2 separate regions of the Homo sapiens genome follow, and region 2 is linked to region 1. A link is a loop called in an ENCODE intact Hi-C map of the cell type or tissue named here. Cell type or tissue: PC-9. All regions are shown on one strand. Links, peaks and the distances in the headings refer to the core of each region. The heading gives the core; the rest is flanking DNA. Region 1 holds the start of LOC124900828 (a long non-coding RNA gene). Region 2 has its middle 54 kb from the start of SORBS2.

Region 1 (5,380 bases), core at 154-5,153:
AATTAAATTTGTACATCTCCAACACAAACTTGACTATACAGATTTACAGTAATGAAATCTCTAAAGTTTTTAAATATAAGTTTTAACTGCCAATTCCAATTCCAAAAACAGGGATATAAAAGACAGTTTTGAGAATTAACCAATGCGATAAAAAGGGAGCCCCTTTCCTTAGCACAATTTCTCACTGTCTACTGTAGTTTCATTCTTTTGAGTCTGTCATTGCCTTTGTCTTTTCACTTCAAAGCCATATTCAGCTTCAGATCTCAAACACAATGCAGTGGGCTGGTGTCTGCTTACTAGAGCTGAAATGCCTTGTTTTGGAAGTGCCTTAACAGCTAAACTTATTGGTCTAGATTTACCACCTTGACCTACTTCATTCATTTATTTTCATGAAAATGGAGACTTCTGATGCTTATTCACATGAAAGCATCCATTAGACCAGAGTTCAGATAAAAATAAGGACGTTTCTGATAAATTGCTTCATTCACATTAGCTCTTCTGGGCAATAGGTAGGAGGAAATAAAACACTTATATCTCTACAAGTAATTCATGAGGAGCACAGATGTTTTTACACTAAACCATGTTATAAAATGTGATAAAAGTCTCTGATAAAAATAAATTATCCTCAACCCAACTTCTGGAGGGGCCACAGGACAACTTTCTCTTTGCCCTCTGAAGGGTCACTGAAAATGAACAGACAAAAAGAAGATTAAGCCGGACGCAGTGGCTCACCTCTGTAATCCCAGCACTTTGGGAGGCCGAGGCGGGTGGATCACATCAGATCAAGAGTTCAAGACCAGCCTGGACAACATGGTGAAACCCCATCTCTACTAAAAATATAAAAATTAGCTGGGCGTGGTGGCACACGCCTGTAATCCCAGCTACTCAGGAGGCTGAGGCAGGAGAATCGCTTGAACCTGGGAGGCTGAGGTTTCAGTGAGCCGAGATTGTGCCATTGCACTCCAGCCTGGGCGACAGAGCAAGACTCAGTCTCAAAACAAAATAAAAGGCAAATTAATAGGAGAAAAGGCACACACACATTTCTATTTTAACTTGTATAGCACTGGGGAATTGCAGAATGATTACCCAGTGGGGTACAGACGCTTAGACACCCCTCTTCATACAACAAATGTGGCGATTTGTGGAACAGTGAATGATTTTTAGGGGAAAATGAATGGACTTGGAGAACATACGATGGCCTGGGACAAAACGTGTTGTGACTGGAGATCAGGCAATTGTTTGTGACAAAAGTGTACCCAGGGGTGTTGATGGACTTCGGTCTTTCTTCCTGTGATATGAGTGCAGTTAATGAAACTCAGGGAAGGCAGTTGTGTTCTTTTGGCCAGTCTGGTTTCTAGGAAGATAAAGGATCCTCAGAGAACAACTTCATTCTGTTCCTTGGGAGAGACAAAACATTGAGAAATGGGGGTGAGGGGTAGGTCAGAGAGACCTTGGGATCGCTTCTTCAATCCAGCATGTCAAAGGGCCATATGTTGGAGTTCAGGTTTCTGAGACACAACACTTCCTGTTGTAGCAGCAGAAAAGGAGTGATCCGTTTCCTCCCTGTCATAGGGGTCAAAACGGACACCTCTGAAACAAAGACAGATTAACAAGAGAAAAGCCCAACAAATATATTCGACCACAGCTTTACAATACACAGGAGCCTTCGGAATGAAGACCCAAAGGTACCGGGGAAACTCTCTGATTGTGTGCCCAGGTTTCAGGGAGCAGGGACAGTCATGCAGAAATGTGACCGGACAGAAGGAAATGATGTAATGGTAACAGGCTAACTAGGGACACTCGGTGAGGCCTGTCTGTTCAGATCTTGCTCAGCCTCTCTGTGTAGCTTTCCTTCCTCGCAGGTATCCGGCAGGACCCTTTCTGTAATGGGGGGCCTATTACCTACCATTAAATAAGATAGGTCAGAAAATTTTTTCTGGCCAATTCTTACACAGAAAAACAGCCAAAAGTGAAAGTGCCTTTAGGCTACACGTTGGCTTTGGGGAAAAGGAACTCTGGTTTCTGTGACACTCGTTGGGGCAGAGAGATTCTAGTTCCTGCGACTGGCCTCAGGGGAGAATGGGGCTGAGAGACAGGAGGGTGAGAGAAGGTCACAGGGAAACTTCGCTTCTGAGGCTGCTTCTGCCGTCTTCACTTTGAAGCATCATTTTTCTGAGCCTCAACATTCTTCAGTCTGAAACTTCCCCCCAGTAGTTTTTTTGTTTGTTTGTTCATTTGTTTTGAGACAGAGTCTCACTCTGTCGCCAGGCTGGAGTGCAGTGGGGCGATCTCGGCTCACTGCAACCTCTGCCTCCCTGGTTCAAGCGATTCTCCTGCCTCAGCCTCCCGAGTAGCTGGGATGACAGGCACCCACCACCACACTGGGCTTATTTTTGTATTTTTAGTAGAGACGGGGTTTCACCATGTTGGCCAGGCTGGTCTTGAACTCCTAACCTCAGGTGATTCACCCACCTCGGCCTCCCAAAGTGCTGGGATTACAGGTTTGAGCCACCACGCCCGGCCCCCATAGGTAGTTTGACAGTCCACGGATCGGGTTGGTGGATTGTCTCCCAGGCTGTTCCCAGGCTCTCAGTCCTGAGAAGAGGCCTTTCAGCTAATCAGTTGACAGTTGTGTCTCATTTCAGCAGCAGTGTTGCAGACTGGCTTCCACCGAAGTCAGGCCCCAAATAGTGTGAACAGTCATGTACGTAGCAAAGGGCATTTCTAGGGAAAGAAAAGAAAACAAACCTTTGGGTCTAGAGGGCAGCCAGTCAAGATTTTCAGATGTTAGACTTGAAGCATCTTCATATGGAGTGAGAGCAGACAGTGGCAATCTGGGATTTTTCCGGTTCGCAGTTTGCATCCGGTGAGCTTTCTAAGTGGCCCATATAGTAATAGGCAGAAAGTTTATTTCTACATAAAACTGCTGTGGTGATTTCTCCAAAGGCTATATCAGACCATCCAGTTTTAGTCTGCAGGGTTTCAGGAAAGTGCAGTTTTCATTTCAGTGATTCCAAGCTGGAAGGGTGGAGAAAAATTACAAATACTACTTTGGTGAGTCATAGTCAAATATTGCAGGAAACTAAAATAATTCAAGATCTGGTCCAGATTGTAGGTAGATAGTAAACCCTCAAAAACAATGAGGTAGAGTCTAATAACAGGTGCACTAGAGTTGTCTTCTGAAATATAATTTTTATTTCTCTAGTCCACCTATCAAAAAACATAAAAAATATGTTTCAAACAAAAAGTCATTAAAACAAGACTAATTTGTTCATAAGAAAAGTTTAGTCTTTAGTCTTTATGATTTTTTACATAAGTATAGCAAGAATAGTGATCAACCATATAGGCACTTTTTAAATTGGCTTTGTGGGGAACTTTTTCATAAGGAACCTCAGACTGGACTTTCTAAAAGCCTCTCAGGTCTCAGGAGCCAAGCCAAGGACGCACCTCAGGACTGTACTTACACAAACAACTGTTTTGCCTTAAAACTAGAATACTCGCAGTTGCCAAATTTTGGAGGGATCAGGTAGGGACAAAGGTAAATGTTTCAATTTTGCTCATAAAAATATACGTTAGCAAATTGCTGCAAGCTATAGATAGCATAGAAGAGTTTCCTTAACAATGCAGATAAAAACATAAAAAATATGTTTCAAACAAAAAGTCACTAAAAAGTCATAATCCTTTGTGAGTTCAGTCCCATGTAATTAATTCTTGTTCTGCCAATGTAAGTTAGGATTTTCTTGAGTCCAGTTTTTCCATTCGAGTTATGGAAACTCAGTCCAATGGTATGAACTCAGAGTTAGAATTATTTTTGTTCTTTCCATATATTTCCTTGAAGACACAACATTTTAGGACTCTAATCACTTGCAAAGAGCTTTCAGAAAAAAACATCAAAATAAAGCAATTAACTGTGGACAGTAAGATGTAAAATGGCTATGGTTAAAGATATGATAGGAATTCACAATAATAATGATGCAACTGTCAAGAAAATTTGGTCCTCTCTGTGGCACACAACATTTTAACATTAGCGTTATGACTGATAACATATACTAAAACATAATTTCTAGGATTTCTAGGAATCTCTTACAATTTTGGAACACATATGTCAATAACATATTCACACAAATATAACCTCAAAGAAGGTTAAACATCATTTCTTATTTGACAATGTTTGTCATATAATTTAACATATCAAGTAAGTCTAATTTAATGTCTTTCTTGGATTTCCAGGGGCCCTCCTATAATGTCTAAAAGTTACTTTGAGGTCAAAAAGACTTAATTTTGATTTGGGGAAAGTTGCCAAAATAAAGGTTGCCATCACAGATCATTATGAGAAAAATAACCACTTATTTAAACAAAAGATCTAATAAACACAGTGTGATGCACATGGAATATTTTTTCTTTCTCTTCTTTTTTCTTTTGTAGTTTATTCAAAAGGGAAACAAAAATCCTTTATTATCTCTTCTCTTATAATACATTTATTTATTCTTAGTTTAACCACATAAGCTCCTCTGTTATATTTTCAACTATTTTATCTAATTAATATAATATACAACATTAAAAAACTATTCTGAAATGATCTTTAAACGTACTCTAAACTAGATAAAATTACTTTTCTAAACAAAACACATATTTTTCATTTTTTGTAACTTTTTTCATCAGAAATACCTCTTGTTTTGCTTGTATATTTTGCGTATAAAATTGGTCTTCTTATTTTTGGTAGTTTTCATTAAATGTATTAATTGTAATTTTAACTCTTAGTAGCCTTAATTTTTACTGAAAACCTAGAAGTAAGCAATTTTGACTGTTTGCACTAGTAATTTATAAATACACATTTTAAAATTATTAGAAACATTAGTTTTTTAGAATCTTCGTATGTTTATTAACAAATCCAAATACATTTTGCTTTTTAAAATAACCTATAAAAACAAAATGCCAAAGTATATAAACTGGAACTTATGCTTATTAATTAATCTTTCAGTACCTTAACTTATTTAGAAATGACTCAGACGTTTCATGATGATCTATTATTTAACTTAATATAACACAACTTTCAGATTTTAAATTATTTTTAAAAATCTTTGAACCTAGGACAAGTTTATTTAGAAATGTTTATTCCATTTACCTAATTTACTCATTCTTAACAATTATATTTGAATTGCTCACGGAAAACAAAGCTAACCATAGAAGTTATTTTTGAAAAAGCAAGACCAAGCTAGCCCTGCAACAGCCAGCTTTGTTTCCATCGAGGCCTCTGTGACACTGGCCACAGGATGGGCCTATACTCGGCTAGACCCTGCCCTGCAGCTGCCAGCCCAGGTGCTGGGATACACATGCACGCTCAGGCTTTACCATGGCCACCAGTCCAGATCCCAGAATT
Region 2 (5,380 bases), core at 174-5,173, 100 kb before region 1:
AGCTTTCCATGTTTTCCATCCTATTTATTGTGGTCTGCAAGATAAGGTGAAGTATGCAATGGCTAACTCTTGTGTTATAGTTAATTTTAACTCTCTTATCAATAAGCAGATGCCTTTTCAAGTTATAAAAAGTGTGCCATTATTACTATCAACTGGAGAGAATGAGGTCATTGTTCTCATTATACTATAAAAAGCCGGAGTGTAACAGAAGGGCAAAAACATACCTCAAGAAAAACACTCATGCCACCAACAAAATACCTTTGAAGCAAAGAATATCACATTGAATTTTCCCCACAACTAAACATTAGATTCAAAGAAAGAGATTAAAAGCCCTGAAAAGAAGTGGTCTCTTAGAATTAAAGGACCACGTTTATTTTTGTGATGCTCCGTTTATTACTTGTACAGTAAGACTTTTACATGCTGATTTGTAAACTTTTCTATAAAGCAAAAAACTAGGATAGAAACATCCAGCTGAAACTTACTATTACATTTGAAGATTTGAAATCATCACCACTATCACTATATTTGCTTCATCAAATTTAATTTTAAAGATTTGGGAAGTGGAGGCAGGCAAAGAATTATTTAACAGTTTACTAAGAGAAAACGCCTTGGTAAGAGCAAATAGATCACTGAACGGCCGGGTGCGGTGGCTCACGCCTATAATCCCAGCACTTTGGGAGGCCAAGGCAGTCAGATTGCTTGAGGTCAGGAGTTCGAGACCAGCCTGGCCAACATGGTGAAACCCTGTCTCTACTAAAAACACAAAAAATTACCCGGGCATGGTGTCAGGTGCCCGTAATAACAACTACTTGGGAGGCCGAGGTAAGAGAATTGCTTGAACCCAGGAGGCAGAATTTGCAGTGAGCTGAGACGAAGCCACTGCACTCCAGCCTGGGCGATAGAGTGAGACTCTGTCTCAAAAAAAAAAGAAAAAGAAAAGCATATCCTGGACGGTGGGTTGTGTGTACTGAGAATGGGGGAAGGATGAACGGGAGGGGCGGACAGCAGAAGAGGAGGAGCCGATGCTTTGGGCTCAATCTTTACCTGCCCCGCCTGGTCCATATTCTTGCTACCTTCCCAGCTCCCAAAATGAAAGCTCAGTTTCGACATTACCATGGGCATCTTTCTGTTGCGTTTTCCTGTCTTTGATATGGCTGCCAAGATGGAGTAATTTAGAGTTCCCTTTATTATTCAAAGAGAATAGTTCACATAAGTTTAGTTATCAACCTCCAACTCAAGTGACGGAAACGTTAAGAGGTGCGGTGACAACAGCGCACCGCGGCCCCCTGCACAGGAACAAGGGGCGGGAATTTCAGGGACTCCACTGTGGCTGCTGCATCTACCTGCTGGCTTCCACTCCTTGCCCCACTCCCCCATCCTCATCAACACCCACTAATTTAACTCTATTGGAAATCATCCTCCTGGTTGAAGTGTCATATGCAAACCTCAGACCTAAAATCAGCAGATGTATTATTACCGGTCTCCCTTGAGAACTGGTTAAAAAACAACAACAAAAATAAGAACAAAACCTGAAAGACTTAGGAGATCTATAGGCTTTAACGGGTATTAAGTTCTGGAATGGGAACACGGAAACGTACAGAACACCATTTCAAGAACATCCTTCCTAAAGGAATGAGTTCATCCACTCAGGACATTTTCAAGGCACTCTTAGCCTAACTTTTAGACGTTTCCTTCCACTTTAAGCACGTTATATTTTTCTTTAGTCCTCGATAATGTGACCTCTGGTTCTGGTCTCAGAGAACGCTAGTCAAGCTGTGGCACCATCGGGTTTTAAAGTCTGCTCCCAATTTTTTATCAGATACTGTACTATGAAAATTCTAGCTCTTTCTTGATAAACATGCCTTTTAATTTATCTTACACAAGGTGCTGAGATTTTTCTTTTAATGATAAAACAGGGTTGGCTCTGAAATACCAACTGTCCACAAACTGGTTTCAAATGGCATGATGTAACTAGGCTTTTTGCCATGGGTCTCTGTGAACTCTCGCCCAGGAAATGCAGGTTTTGATATGTACAAATTGCCAAAGGAAATTCCAGAAGGCCTAGAAAGCCTAAAAAATGCAGCCATATTTAAGAGTGTTTTCTGTTTTCTAATTCTTGCATTGGTTTCTGTGGTTAAAAGATTCCTGTCACCAGCCAGTTGTCATTGTAAGATACTGATTACCAAGGAGTGGCCGGGGTTGCTAGCGTTCCCTGAGTACCAGTGCTGAGATTAAATGTGCCAGTGTTCCCAGCCTCTCAGCAAACAAACCAAGCGCAGTGTTTACCAGGAAGCTGAAATGGAGAACCTGTCCCAAATCAGACTTAATTTCATTTAATTCACTTACCCTAATTGTTAGTAAGAAGACTGAATTTAAATTAAACACTTTGCCTTGGAACTGGGTTTTACTTAAATAGAACTGTCCCTCCTATGGAAAACAAGTATACACTCACATGCATATTGCACTTAATGCACATTCAATTTTGTAAGGGACATGAGCCCCATTCAAGAGCGTCATGTTTCTTCCTCCTGTTTCTTGTTCCATCCTATACAGTGGAGGTAATAACGGATTCGCTTGCTTTAGTTCAAATCATTAGAAAGAATTATTTCTAGGCAAAACAGAGACAGTTTCACCTCATTTCTCTTTTTTCTCCATCTCAAAATTGACAGTTCTAATCTACATAACAAATTATACTTTATGACAAGCTACTTGTTTCCTATCTTGAATATTGTCTTGAAACCTCAGTAAAACTCGTAGATTACTGCCACCTTGCAATTTATTTTATCACTATTGCTACCATATCCTGAATTGCCAGCACCAATAAATGTACATTTCTTAATACAAATTGCTTGTTTCAGTGTGCATTCTATGCCCAAGCATTGGCATTACAGAACAAGGGAATAAAGGCAGGACTCTGAGTTATGAGAAAATAACACAGTGCTCTAATGAGGAGAGATCTCCTTCAGGAGTAACGCAATGTATACTAAAATATTAAAGGTTTATTTTATTTTATTTTATTATTTATTTATTTATTTTGAGATGGAGTCTCACTCTTTCACCCAGGCTGGAGTGTGGTGGCGCCAGCTTGGCTCACTGCAACCCCCGCCTCCCAGGTTCAAGCGATTCTCCTGCCTCAGCCTCCTGAGTAGCTGGGATTATAGGCATGCACCACCACACTCGGCTAATTTTTGTATTTTTAGTAGAGATGGGGTTTCACCATGTTGATCAGGCTGGTCTCGAACTCCTGGCCTCGTGATCCGCCCGCCTCAGCCTCCCAAAGTGCTGGGATTAGAGGCATGAGCCACCGCGCCTGGCCAGAAGGTTTATTTTAAAGATGAAAATAGAACTTCCTATTAGCAAAGGGCTAAATAACTTTTAGCTACTTTAGGCTTTGAGTTATGACAAGATGATCCCTCTTCACCTGATATGAAAACAGGCACGAGTAGAGAGAAAATGCACCAGGGTGGACGGACTTCCTGTCATGTCTGCAAGATCTATGTTTGCATATCTTTTATTTCATTTTCATCTATAATACAGTAGGTGGACAATCTTAGTCCAAGAAGTCAGAGGGAGGAATGATCACATTTCTTGTTTAAGTCAGCTCAAATTTGAGTTCAACCATTGGACTGACAGGAAATGAAACCCAAATCATCCCTGCTTGCTTGCTTCCTTGAGCTCTATTCCTGTCATGCAAAGGTCCTGACACCGGTCTAGGCTAGGATTGAAGGGAGGTCCCAGGCATTAGGACAGATGTAGTCCATTATCGACTCTCTCTAAATTACCTTCAGGTCTGGGGACTCTACTGCTTGTTGCCATACTTGGCTCTGGGAGTCCCCAGAGAGGCTGGGGCACCTACACCTCGAGGGGGCACCGTCTCTAGGGGCATTACACAGCTAACCCTCAGGGGTCCCACCAACTATTCATAGCACAAATAGTGTCCCAGCTCTATCTCATCTGTTAGAAAATCTCTCCCTCTTGAGGCCTTTAAAGGCCAAGTCCTTTCTTCCCTTCCTTCGGGACATTCCCTAATCTCAGTTCATTTCAGCCTCCATAAAAGACAATAAGTGCCTCTAACTTCCAACAGGAATTTAGTTAGAGGGGTAGAGTAACAAATAGAAATTAAAAGCTTCTACTTTCCTTTCTCTTTTCTTTTCTTTTTTTCTTTCTTTTTTTTTTTTTTTGAGGCAGAGTCTCACTCTGTCACCCAGGCTGGAGTGCAGTGGCACGATCTTGGCTCACTGCAACTTCCGCCTCCCGGGTTCAAGCGATTCTCCTGCCTCAGCTTCCCGAGTAGCTGGGATTACAGGCGTGTGCCACCATGCCCAGCTAATTTTTTGTATTTTCAGTAGAGACAGGGTTTCACTATGTTAGCCAGGATGGTCTCAATCTCCTGATCTCGTGATCCACCCACCTCGGCCTCCCAAAGTGCTGGGATTACAGGCATGAGCCACCGTGCCCAGCCGAAAGCTTCTACTTTCTAAAAGACACCCCAGCTCCTAAAATTTCAAGAAGGAGGGATTAGTGCTAGGTTGAGGGGCGTGGAGGGAAAAAACGAAGACGACACAGACAAATGAATATTTTAGTAAATTGCCTCACCACTATTTAATATCATGAGTGTTGGCTAAGCACCACGTTTTTTGTGCCACCACCGGTTGTAATTTTTTTCATGTTGTGCCCTCTCTGTAAAGCCTGTTTAGGGGAATAGAGAAAAGCTAAAGGTGTTCGGCAAAACAGTGACAGGGACGCTGTCTCCATCACCAGGGGCAAGTCATGCTGTGTCAATATTCTACCAAAGAGTATTATTTTTGAATCAGTAGAGAAAAATCCCTTGTCTCAGGCAGTGGTTGGACACTTTGTCAGCTATAAATCACATGTTCGTTAAGTTAGCACAGAATATTCCACTTTAAATACAGGGTAATGAAGACAAACAGAATCCCAGGGGTTCAACCTGGAGGAGAAACAATGCTGATTTTATGGAGCATATGAGAAATACACAATCGCAGCAAACTTCTGAACGCTTGGACTGTTGGCCAAGAACTTGCCTTTGGTGGTGAGCAAGTGAAAACTGACCAGAACTCTGCCTAGTGTGGAAGAGGAGAGTACCACATCAACAAACCAGGCACTGGAATGGGCAGGTGGTTTTCTATTCCAAACAGCAAACTCTAAGAATAGCGATCTTATAAATAATTGAGAGAAAATATTTTCTTAATCTTTCTGACTCACTGGAGAACTGCATTGTGACACTTTTTCTTAATCTTTCTGACTCACTGGAGAACTGCATTGTGACACTTTTTCAGGTAGGAAATGTATTCAGTTGGTAGGAGGAACTGGAATAACTGCAGGTTAAACAAATACAAGGTTTATTTTTTTCTACTGAAAA

What was found. Peaks named below come from ENCODE experiments on the same cell type or tissue, not always from the same donor. Only the 100,000 strongest peaks of a DNase experiment are listed, where the experiment ranks them.
Region 2: a loop joins it to region 1, with 16 times the contacts of the local background. A loop is called at or near these places in 1 of 110 quality-filtered maps.

The regions. Positions count from the first base shown.
Region 1 is chr4:185,964,140-185,969,519 of GRCh38, forward strand. It overlaps LOC124900828 (a long non-coding RNA gene), which reads left to right and starts at 1,110. Exons shown (of 2, transcript XR_007058417.1): 1 at 1,110-1,685. In PC-9, for the core only: no CTCF peak of the experiment used is centred there; a DNase peak (open chromatin) is centred at 3,052; H3K27ac peaks cover 1,762 bases.
Region 2 is chr4:185,863,994-185,869,373 of GRCh38, forward strand. It overlaps a transcript of SORBS2 not described here. Among named protein-coding and RNA genes, the nearest start is that of SORBS2, 54 kb to the left of the region's middle. In PC-9, for the core only: no CTCF peak of the experiment used is centred there; a DNase peak (open chromatin) is centred at 2,088; H3K4me3 peaks cover 724 bases; H3K27ac peaks cover 2,566 bases.